2 separate regions of the Mus musculus genome follow, and region 1 is linked to region 2. A link is a loop called in an ENCODE intact Hi-C map of the cell type or tissue named here. Cell type or tissue: left cerebral cortex. All regions are shown on one strand. Each heading gives the region's core, and the rest is flanking DNA. Links, peaks and the distances in the headings are about the cores only. Region 1 overlaps Med29 (mediator complex subunit 29). Region 2 holds the start of Timm50 (translocase of inner mitochondrial membrane 50).

Evidence for each region. Peaks named below come from ENCODE experiments on the same cell type or tissue, not always from the same donor. Only the 100,000 strongest peaks of a DNase experiment are listed, where the experiment ranks them.
Region 1: a loop joins it to region 2, with 2.2 times the contacts of the local background. A loop is called at or near these places in 1 of 42 quality-filtered maps.

The regions. Positions count from the first base shown.
Region 1 is chr7:28,384,290-28,389,611 of GRCm38, forward strand. Med29 (mediator complex subunit 29) reads right to left here. Exons shown (of 4, transcript NM_026042.3): 4 at 958-2,735. The coding sequence ends at 2,493. Among named protein-coding and RNA genes, the nearest start is that of Med29, 5.7 kb to the right of the region's middle. In left cerebral cortex, for the core only: CTCF peaks have their summits at 2,392 (motif pointing left) and 3,595 (motif pointing left); DNase peaks (open chromatin) are centred at 1,984 and 2,379; H3K27ac peaks cover 332 bases.
Region 2 is chr7:28,309,545-28,314,914 of GRCm38, forward strand. Timm50 (translocase of inner mitochondrial membrane 50) reads right to left here and starts at 2,502. Exons shown (of 11, transcript NM_025616.3): 1 at 2,381-2,502; 2 at 1,325-1,475; 3 at 752-783; 4 at 535-556. The coding sequence starts at 2,488. Gm51445 (a long non-coding RNA gene) reads left to right here and starts at 296. Exons shown (of 3, transcript XR_003946618.1): 1 at 296-1,216; 2 at 1,546-1,604; 3 at 2,541-3,229. It overlaps Supt5 (suppressor of Ty 5, DSIF elongation factor subunit), which reads right to left. Exons shown (of 30, transcript NM_013676.1): 30 at 5,350-5,370. In left cerebral cortex, for the core only: a CTCF peak has its summit at 2,688; a DNase peak (open chromatin) is centred at 2,568; H3K4me3 peaks cover 1,476 bases; H3K27ac peaks cover 442 bases.

The DNA.
Region 1 (5,322 bases), core at 323-5,322, 75 kb after region 2:
TGGTCTGTTGTCACCCAGAGTGTGGTTTTAAGCAGTAAGGCTTTGTATCCTGGGTGCCACGCCTACCTGCATGTGGTGTGTCGACATCACCCCAAGGGGCCAGCTATACTTGTCTCCTTGAGCCACAAACTGCCATAACCCAGCCAATGTATAGTGAGCCCCTGGCTGGAAACTGACGTGTTCTGCCTTGGACAGGATCAGTGTTTTCAGTTTTAGGCCAGAACACTAACGTTAACAAAGAATGGTGAAGGAGATGTGCGCCCGGTGCACAGATGACAAGACCCGTGAGTCTGATGCAGCACTTTGGGACCCAGCTCATTGCTAACCACATAGGAGTCTAGGGATTGCTGAATGAAGGCTTGGCTTTTCTCTTTTGGCTGAGATGAGGTCTTATGTCACCCAGAATGGCTTTGAACTTGCAGTTTCCTTGCCTCCACCTCAAGACATCAAGGCATTTTCTAAGTATAGTTAAAGTCCATGGTGGTACAGCCCTATAGTCCTAGGACTTGGGAGCCAGAAGCAAGATTTCCAAGTTCAAGACTAGTTTGAGCTACACAATGAGACCCTAACTCAAGAAGCAAGATGAATATGGTGATGCACTGTAGTGGCAATTTTGGTTTCTTTTAAAACACAGAAATATAAGAACGTTTCCATTTTAATCCTAGGGGTGGGACATGGGGGCTGCTTTGGACTGTTTGAGGCAGTGGACTATGATTTGCCTCGTGCTCTAGCAGAGGCATGGCTTAGCCATCTACAGATAGTTTCTGCGACTGTGTGATGTTTGGAATTCTGGAACTTTTCAGATGGCATAGAAGTGGTAGAGCCCAGACAGGCTTGGTGGGTAGTTGTTGATTGTTTAGGGAGGTTGGCTGCGGTTTGTTAGTAGCCATGGTCAAAGACAAAACAACCATGGTCAAAGACGAAACAAAAGGAAAGAAATCAGATTCAGAGGTTTTCTTAATTCCTCTCTGCCTTGTTTATCCAGTATTAGGAGGTAAAACTGGGTCGGGGAGGGTAAAGGGTAGGGGAAAGAACCACAGTGCACTGAAGACCAGCTAAAGTGCACACCTGCAACCAACACGTGTACAGCAAAGTGGGAGCGCCTAAGCCGGCCGGTGTGTGCAAAGGGCCAAGCAACAGGATGGCAAGAGAACCTCCGTGCCTGAAAACAGGAGAAACTGTGGCCTAAAAGGCTTTCTCTATCTCCACACAGGCACCCCCTTCCATACACCCTGTACGTGTAAGCAAGCACTCCCCACACACTCACACGATATAATCACAATACTTGGCAAGTAATAGCAGGTAGGTTCTGTTCCATGGCAGCCTGGACTATACTGTAAGGCTAGCCCCGGCTATGGAGTGAGAGACTGTCTCTACAACTCCAAATGAAAAGAAATGAGGCCCATGATCAAACTGGTGGAACTCGCCTTCCCTGCAGAAAGACCATGCAATAGTCAAGCTAGGCAGGGAGGAATGCCTGAACAGTGTATACATTCTCATTTTGATCATTTTCCACTTTTCCTAGTGTGATGATCTGGGTTCCTGTACATCATGGAGGTCTCCACAGTCTCTGGGACTTTTGTAGACACAGGAACCTGGTGACATGGGAACCAGGGCCCAAAAGATATGGGGTGGGGCAGTTCCCTAACCAGTCTGTCACGCTAGCCTTTCCACTGGCAGCCGGGCCTGGTTTGTAGTTCCATCCAGCACTTGTCCAGGCCCACAGGCTGGGGCCTCCCCTCCCTCCCCAAAGCCCCCTCCCCAGGGCCTGTTTCCCGGAGGAGCTGGGGTCTTCCCCAGAATCCATGATTCACTCAAGCTGGGGCCTTTTCACTTCTGCTTTGGAGCTAAAAATATAGAGACCAAGGAGTCTTGTTGAGCAGGCCTCCCCACACATTGCACAATATCCCCCCTCGGCCCCTCCCCAGAACAGCTAGAGAGCTCTGCTGACGCAGGGTCCAATGTGGACCCAAACTTCTCCTAGGTTGTCTGTGCTGAGGTCAGGGCTTACGTTCACGCGCTGCTTTTGTGAGCCAGAAAGTCCCTTCCTGTAGCCCTAGTAACCCAGGCATTTTGGTTCCTCTTGTATAATACGATCCCAGTTAGGTGTTGGGGGCAACAAAAGGGGACTGATTGAGATAGGATGGCAGGACTGGAAAAAGGTGGGTTAAAAGGAAATCCATACACTGGGACAGACTGAGGAAGGTCTAAAGGGCTCAGTTAGTGCTAACCCAGGGCCAGGTGGGGAGTCAGAGTCCCCAGAACAGAGGTAATCATCGGCCCAGTGGGAAGGTCCACTCCAGGTTGGGGAGCAGCGTGGGTGGAGGCAACAGTGGTGTGGTGGTGGTGGGGTTTGAGGTCTGTGCTGTCTGCAAGACTCTGCTGCCCCCTGCTGGTTTCAGCTGCATTACTGTGGCACGGACAAATCAGCAACAGGAACCACCTGTTTTGCCTCAGGCCATACTTCATTCTCTGCCCCTCCCCGAAAGACCTCAGAGGCTGCCCCCAGGGCCAGTAGAGGGTGCAGTAGTCTTTCCAGTGACCTTGTTGGCACAGTCCAGCAGGGCAGTATGAATGTCTTTGGCACAGGTGATCTGGGCTTTGATGACAGCCAGGTACTGTGGGTAGGGCAGACTGTCTGGCTGCACTGCATCTGGCTTTGTGGCTGTGGGTACCAGTGTTGGAGAGTGTTTGGCGCTGTCACAGCTCTGTGAAAGGCACTCGTGGGCCAGGCGCTGTGGAAAAGAGAACAACAGCATCACTTTCCTGGATGCAGCCTCCTCTCCCCCCAACCTGGAGCTAAACTGATGGGCAGCCAAAGTCAGACTGGGTCACCCAGCACACGTGCCTACTTCTCTCTGGGATTAGGCTATTAAATGTCTTTGCTGCCGGGCAGTGATGGTGCACACCTATAATCCCAGCACTTGGGATTTCTGCAGGCGGATTTCTGAGTTTGAGGTCAGCCTAGTCTACAGAGTGAGTTCCAGAACAGCCAGGGCTACATAGAGAAAACCCTGTTAAAAAAAAAAAAACCAAACAGTTTTTGCTATTCAGTTAGAGATTTGCTACGTAGACAAAGCTGTCCTCAGACCTTTTTTATTAACTTATTATTATATGTAAGTACACTGTAGCTGGCTTCAGATGCACCAGAAGAGGGCATCAGATCTCATTACGGGTGGCTGTGAGCCATCATGTGACTGCTGGGATTTGAACTCAGGACCTTTGGAAGAGCAGTCAGTGCTCTTACCCCCTGAGCCATCTCGCCAGCCCCGTCCTCAGACTTTTTCCTCTACTGCTTCATCCTCCTGAGAGCTGGGATCATCAGTGCACATATCTGAGCTGGTCAGTGGTCTGTCTGTAGGTAAAGATGCTTGCTATCAAGCTTGAAGACCTGGGTTCTATTCCCCAGGACTCACATAGTAGAAGGAAAATAATCACCCCACGATGCCTGCTGTCTCTGCGTGTGCACAATGGCAGGGCCCGACGACAAGAAGATGCAATAATTAAAAAAAAAAAAATTACCCAGGGCTGGAGAGATGGCTCAGCAGTTAAGGGCACTGATTGCTCTTCTAGATGTCCTGAGTTCAATTCCCAGCAACCACAAGGTGGCTCATAATCACCTGTAACGGGATCTGATGCCCTCTTCTGGTGTGTCTGAAGACAGCTACAGTATACTCATATACATAAAATAATTAAAATCTTTGCCTGGCAGTGGTGGTGTATGCCTTAAAACAGAACTACCAAGTGCAGTGGCACGCCCAGTTCCTTAAATGGGTCGGATGGTCACCTCTCCTGCCTGGTGAGAGCAGGTGACAGACAGATGTGTGCCACAGGAGATAAGTGATAACTGTCCTAACTACACCCAGGCTTGGGGTCCACTTAATGGCACTGCACTGGCAGCTGCCTTCTGTCCTGGTTCCCTCCAAGGCTGCCATTCTCTTCACTGCTCAGGTCCCTCCCAGCCTCCCACCACCTCCCCAGAAGGCTTTTTCTGAGTCCTTGCCTCAGAGGTGACTCCCTTGTTAGGAGAAATCGTCCTAATTCAGCCAAAGTAACTTAATCTTGCAACAAAACTCCATTTAGCTGTACTGTGTGCCAGCCTGTAGTAAACCCTGTCCTTCCCATGGCTGGACAGTGTTTGCTGAGGCTAGCAGAAACCTTGATAAGAGCCAGGCGTAGGAGTATAGGATGGGGGTACGTGACCGTACTCCCAACTGAGAGGTGGAACAGGAAGTCCAGTCATCCTTTGCTACATAGCAAGTTGGGCTCATTTTAAAAAATAAACAGTAAAATTGAAGGTTGGTGGCAAGGGTTGAGACTTCGCAGTGGTGTGGCTGGCCGTCCAGTCCTGACCTCTCCCAAGCCCCAGCCCACAATGTGTTACATGAGCTCACATCACCATGCTGCACTCTGAACCTTGTTTTAGTGGCTATGCCCTTATTTGGAAGGTGAACAGAAGTTTCTTCTATAGCTCCGGCAAAATCATTTCATTTATCACCTTTCCTTCCTAATTCCCACCATAGCCCTGGGAACTCTTTCCCCAATAGTCCATCAGTCTTTTGGCCTGGCAAAGCCTCCAAGTTTCTGTCTGTCCCCAATTCTTCCTCACAGCTCAACCAGGAGCCTCCTTGGGCTCCCAGCTCCAGGCTCAGGCATTTTTAACATGCCCCTCATTTCCTCAAGAAGAAATGTCCTCACTTCAAACCCTCCAGCACTCTCTGACACAGGGGTTACATGCAGTCTAATAAGACCCAGCCTACCACAGCTCCGCAGGCTCTACTGACAGGCCTGGAAGTGACTGAGTGGGGTCCTGGGGATTGAACTTACAACTTTACTTGTGTTACAGAAATTCTGCCACTCAACTAAGTCCCCGCTTCTCTTGGCCCCAGTGCTCCTAGCCTAGGCTAGTCTGGAACTTATGGCAGTCCTCCAGCATCAGCCTCTCAAGTTAAGACTGCAGACTGGGCCGGGCGTGGTGGCGCAGGCCTTTAATCTCAGCACGTGGGAGGCAGAGGCAGGCCAATTTCTGAGTTCGGCCAGCCTGATCTACAAAGCGAGTGAGTTCAGGACAGCCAGGGCTACACAGAGAAACCTTGTCTCAAAGAAAAAAGATTGCAGACTGGAACCAACATACCTAGTTCTTCTTTTTCCCTTTTAAAGCAAGATGTCACCCAGCCACTCAGACAGGTCTTGAACTTTGATCTTCCTACTTCAGCATCTTAAGCAGTGGGATGATAGGACTATACCACAGGCTTGCTAGCCTAAGGGAACTTTTGTGTGTGTATGGTTGAGGGTGTATGGCCAAAGGTCAACCTCATATGC
Region 2 (5,370 bases), core at 69-5,068:
GCAGACCTCCCACACAAACAGGGGCCTTTCGGACCCACAAACGTCACCTTCTCTAAGAAAAGGTCCGGTAAAAACCACAACTATTCCACTATCGAATTTATTGGAAGTCCCTTAACAAACTCTGGTAGTCGGGGTGTGTGGAGAAGCAGGGCAGAGACACAGACACAGACACAGAGAGACACTGTTTTGGAAATGAGGCATGGGTTGGAGTAGGGACTTGGGGATTTAAAAAAAAAAAAAAGGTGTTATAAAAGAGTGGGGTCAGGGGCTGCAGATGCCAAATCTAAGGCACAGAAAGCCCTGTGTCTGGGATGGACTGCTGACGCTCCCTGCCCCCATCTGTCCCTGACCATCTGCTCCAGGGCGGTGGGGCCGCGAAAGGGAGCTTTTGTCACGTCTGTCCCCTGAGCCATCTAACTGCCACACCTCGGATGGAGGAGGGGTTGGTGTATGAGACAGGCCAAGAGCACTCTACAGGAATAAACAGAGCAGCAGAGGTGGGAAGGAAGCCCAGCTCTGTGTTTAATCACTCACCGCTGTCGAATTCATCAGGAATCTGGGGAAAAAAGGAAAGGTTTGAACCGGCAGAGGCAGGAGCCCAGCACATTCAGTCTGCGAGTTCCAGGCTGAGTCCCAGAGAAGAAGGGAGAGGCTCAGTGCAGACTATAGAGAGCCTGACCCAATGGAAGGCAACCTGCCCCGCACCCTCACAGAACCGACCCCTCACACCTCTGCCTCTCACTCTCCTCACCTTGGTACCATTTTCATCCACAGGGTTGTTTCCTGCCAGGGAAGGAGACAAGAGACAAATGAAGAAAACTGGAGCCTTGGAGCAGTGTCTACTGGGTCTGGAGGGGGGAGGAGAGTGAGGGGTGGGGACTCCCCACTCAAAGGGATTATGGCTAGAGGCACAGCTCCTGGATAAAGGGAGGAAGAGGTTAGGGGTCAGGATTCCAAGTGGGCTGGGGCTGAGCTGGACACACAAGGGGAAGGTAGACTTCTGCTGCTGAGATGGACACATAGCTTCAGGCACGGTGACAGGTTATTTCTCCACCAATACGAACCGCAGTCCCTTGTCCCAGGACTGAAACCAAGCACACTGGTCTAGCCCTACTCTTCCCACCATTCCCTTAGTTCCTGAATTCAGGTACAGGGAACAACTAGAGGATAGAACTTTTAAGTACAAGGGGTCGAAGAGGACTTCTTGAATTTCAAGGTGAGTATCCTAGTTGGAGGAGCCAGGTAATGAACTGAGTATGGGGAAAGAAAGGGGGGGTTCACAGTAGAAATCTGGGGGCCAACAGTCAAGGGTTATGTCTCTCACCAAAAATATAGACGATGCTGACAGTCCCACCAGCTCCGAGCAAACCGGCGATCCAGAGCGCAATTTTTTTGGCATAGCTGGGACCCTCGGAGCCTGGCTGGTGCTGTGGCCCCTGGGCCTTGGAGCCCCCACGGTTGGCAATTTCAGTGACCTGAGTGGAGGGGGATGGAGGAGAGGTCACACAGAGAGAAATAACAGAATACTTAAATTTGTCCAAGCAGCCTCAAGATCAAGAACCAGGAAGTGGACATCCAGAGCAGAAAACTGTGTCCCTGAAGGGGTGAGTTCAGAGGCTGCTCCCCTCAGACAGTCACAACTAAACTGTCTAGAGAATCACAGGGGTTCAAGAGCTGAAAGGGCAAATTGCTCAAGGTCTTGGAAGCAATAGCACTGCAGGGTCTGGAGCCAGGAAGAGTAGGGCAAGGAGAATAAGGGATGGGTGTGTGTGTGTGTGTGTGTGTGTGCGCGCGCGCGCTAGCACAGAGATGTCAAAACTAAAGGGACAGAGGGCACCCAAGGGACAGAACGAACAGTTAAGATATCCGGATACCCAGAGCCCAAGATGGAGGGGTTTGGAAGGGAAGGAAGCAAGAGCGAGGAGAGGCAATCTCCTGTCTGGGACTTTGGGAACGGAAAGTCATGGACTTGGAGGTCAGAATGGCTAGGCTGGAACGGACGGCAGGCTGGATCCTTCCTGTTCCTCTCGCTCAAGGAGGCGATTGAAATGTCACTGGGACAGACCCTGGGTCCCTAGCGCCCTGGGCCCCACCCCCGTCAAGTATCACCTGAATGGTCACCGAGATCAGAACAGGTGACCTCTCCCGGCACCCACGTGGTTGAGACCTGGGCTCCAGGGGATGCACTCCGGGCCTCCATAATCCAGCCCCGGGGGAGCAACTGTGGTCCACACAGGAAGCATGGAAACATCGAAAACGCGGGCTCCGTCCCATTCAGCACCCTGAGGTGCGGTCTCCCAGACCCGCCGGGGTTGCCACCAGACGCCCAAAACTTTAGAGAGAAGCCCCATATCGGGGCGCGCGTCCCGGCGCCGCTCACCTGCTCGGGAGTGCGGGGAGGTGGCGGCGCTAGCCGCGTGCACAGCCCCCGCGCGCCTACCCGGAGCCCGCTCCGCAAGCGCGAGAACAGAGCCGCCGAGGCCGCCATCTTGCGCTGACGCCACGCGGCCCCGCCCACTCGCTCCCTCTCTCCCGCCCAGGCGAGGACTACGACCAATGGGATCGCTGAGGTAGTGCGTGTGGACAGGAACCCGAGAGGGACAAAAAGAACTGGGCGGAGTACCTTTGGTGCGCTCCTAGTCGGTCTTTCCTCTGGCTGAGCGCGAAATTGGAATACTGTCATCTGGCACCACGCCCCCTGGGGCCCTAAGGACCGCCACCATCCAGTCGCTCGGACTTTGCCTTTCACCTCCCATCGTTAGAAATGGACAGAGGCCCAAAAAGTGAGCTGACCCAGCATCCCTCAGTTTTTCTCACGTGGACCAGGAGGCTGAACCAGTCTTCTTTCCCGTCTCCAGATCTCTTTTTACCCCTAACGCCGTGAGTTTGTAGAAAGGACTGGAGTATCTTTCCTTTGCCCAACCACTCATTTGGATCTACCACTCATCTGGATTCAACCAAAGGAACGTTCCGTGCTGACTTGTTTAGGCTTTAGAGTGATTAAGAAAGCAGTGAATTAGGGGTGCGGGAGCCACCATGAGTCTTGCCCAAGTTGTTTTCTATTTGTTTGTTTATTCATTCCTTTATTTGTTTAATCATTTATTATTCACTCGTTCATTCACTCATTTTAAATGTATGAGTGCACTGTCTGCAGGTACAATTGCATGCCAGAAGAGGGGATCATATCTCTTTATAGATTGAACTCAGACCCTCTGGAAGAACAGCCAGTACTCTTAACCGCTGAGCCATCTCTCCAGCCCCCACAAGTTGTTTTCAATGGGAAAAAAAAAGTCAGATTTTTACACTTAAACTTTAAAAATCCAAAGTACTGCAGGGCATTGGTGGCACATGCCTTTACTCCCAGCACTGGGGAGGCAGAGGCAGGCAGATTTCTGAGTTCGAGGCCAGCCTGGTCTACAGAGTGAGCTCCAGGACAGCCAGGGCTACACAGAGAAACCCTGTCTCCAAAAAAAGACACCCACCCACCCACCCAAAAAAATCCAAAGCACTAAGATAGTAAAACTACAAAGTTGGGCAAAGGAAAGCCACACAGAATTCAGAGCTGTTATTTCTGGAGTGGAATGAAATGGATTGGGGTGCTGCTTAAGTGTGCTCAGTCAGCCTCATGCCACAGGGCGTGGTCAGAAGACAACTTTCAAGAGTCGGCTCTCAGCTTCCACCGAGAGTCCAAGGAATCAAAGTTGAGTCATTTGAACTAGGCTGTTTTCCTCACATTAACTTGGGTGAAAATGCCCGTGGTCAAAACACTGCCTTGACATGGTAAGTCTTGTTTGCCTTATATTGATATAACTGTGTGGAGGGAACATAGGTATTCATGAAATATATCTTCATTTTTTAAAAATTAGGTTTTGGGGTTTTTTTGTTTTTTGTTTTTTTTTTTTGGTTTTGGTTTTGGTTTTTCGAGACAGGATTTCTCTGTATAGCCCTGGCTGTCCTGGAACTCACTTTGTAGACCAGGCTGGCCTTGAACTCAGAAATCTGCCTGCCTCTGCCTCCCAAGTGTTGGGATTAAAGGCGTACACCACCACGCCTGGCCTAAAAATTAGTTTTATCAAGTTGGGGAGTGGTGGCACAGATTCTTTTTCTAGATCTAGGTCTTAATTGTTCCCTTGTATTTCACCATAGGCTGGGTAAGTTCTGAACAGTCCAAAATCCATTCTTTTTTTTTTTCTTTTTTACTTTTTAAAAAAAGATTTATGGGGCTGGTGAGATGGCTCAGTGGGTAAGAGCACCCGACTGCTCTTCCGAAGGTCCAAAGTTCAAATCCCAGCAACCACATGGTGGCTCACAACCATCCGTAACAAGATCTGACTCCCTCTTCTGGAGTGTCTGAGGACAGCTACAGTGTACTTACATATATTAATAAAATAAATCTTTAAAAAAAAAGATTTATGTATTTGTTTATTTTGTGTGAGTACATTGCTGTCTCCATTAGCCACTCCAGAAGAGGGCATCAGATTCTATTACAGATGGTGTGAGCCACCATGTGATTACTGGGAATTGAACTCGGAACCTCTGGAAGAGCAGCCAGTGCTCTTAACTGCTGAGCCATCTCTCCAGCCCCCAAACTCCATTCTTACCTGTTACTTTTTACAGACTGGCTTTCTAAAGCCATGGTGCCACACCTACTTTGTAAAGCACTCTTCATTAAGCTGTGTCCCAGCTGAATTGCTGAGTATACCTGTCCACCCCCACCCCCCATAGGGTCTTACTATTTAGCTTTGACTGTCCTAGAATCCACTCTGTAGACAGCACAGAGACCCACCAGCCTCTGCCTCCCAAATGCTAGGATCAAAGGCATGTACCACTGTGCCCTGCCCTCTGAGGCTCGGGTCCTAAGGCAGTTCTTAACCATATACTGCAACCCTTTAACACAGTTCCTTATGTTGTAATGATCCCCAACCATAAAAGTATTTTCATTGCTACTTCATAACTGTAATTTTGCTAGTTATGAAACATAATGTAAATATCTGATATACAGGATATCTGATGTGACTCCTGTGAAAGGATCGTTCGACTCCCCCAAACATGTTTACTCCCCCCAGGTTAAGAAGCACTGCAGTAAAGGGGCTTGTTGCCCTCAGTGAGACTTGCTCAGATAAGACATGAACCTGTGATCGTCCTCCCCAGGTCTAAGTAGCTTGGGTGACAGGCCTGAATGACAAAGGCCAGCCCTAATCATCTTTCTCCTGTCCGCAACAGACTCTGAAGAGCCCTTTGGAGTTCCAGAAGCATTATTTTTCTAGATGGAGAAACTTACTTAAGATCTGGTTATTTCCCCAACTTCATATCTATACTTAAGACCAAGAAAACTCTTCGTACACACACTTTTCAAACAGCTTCTCTTTA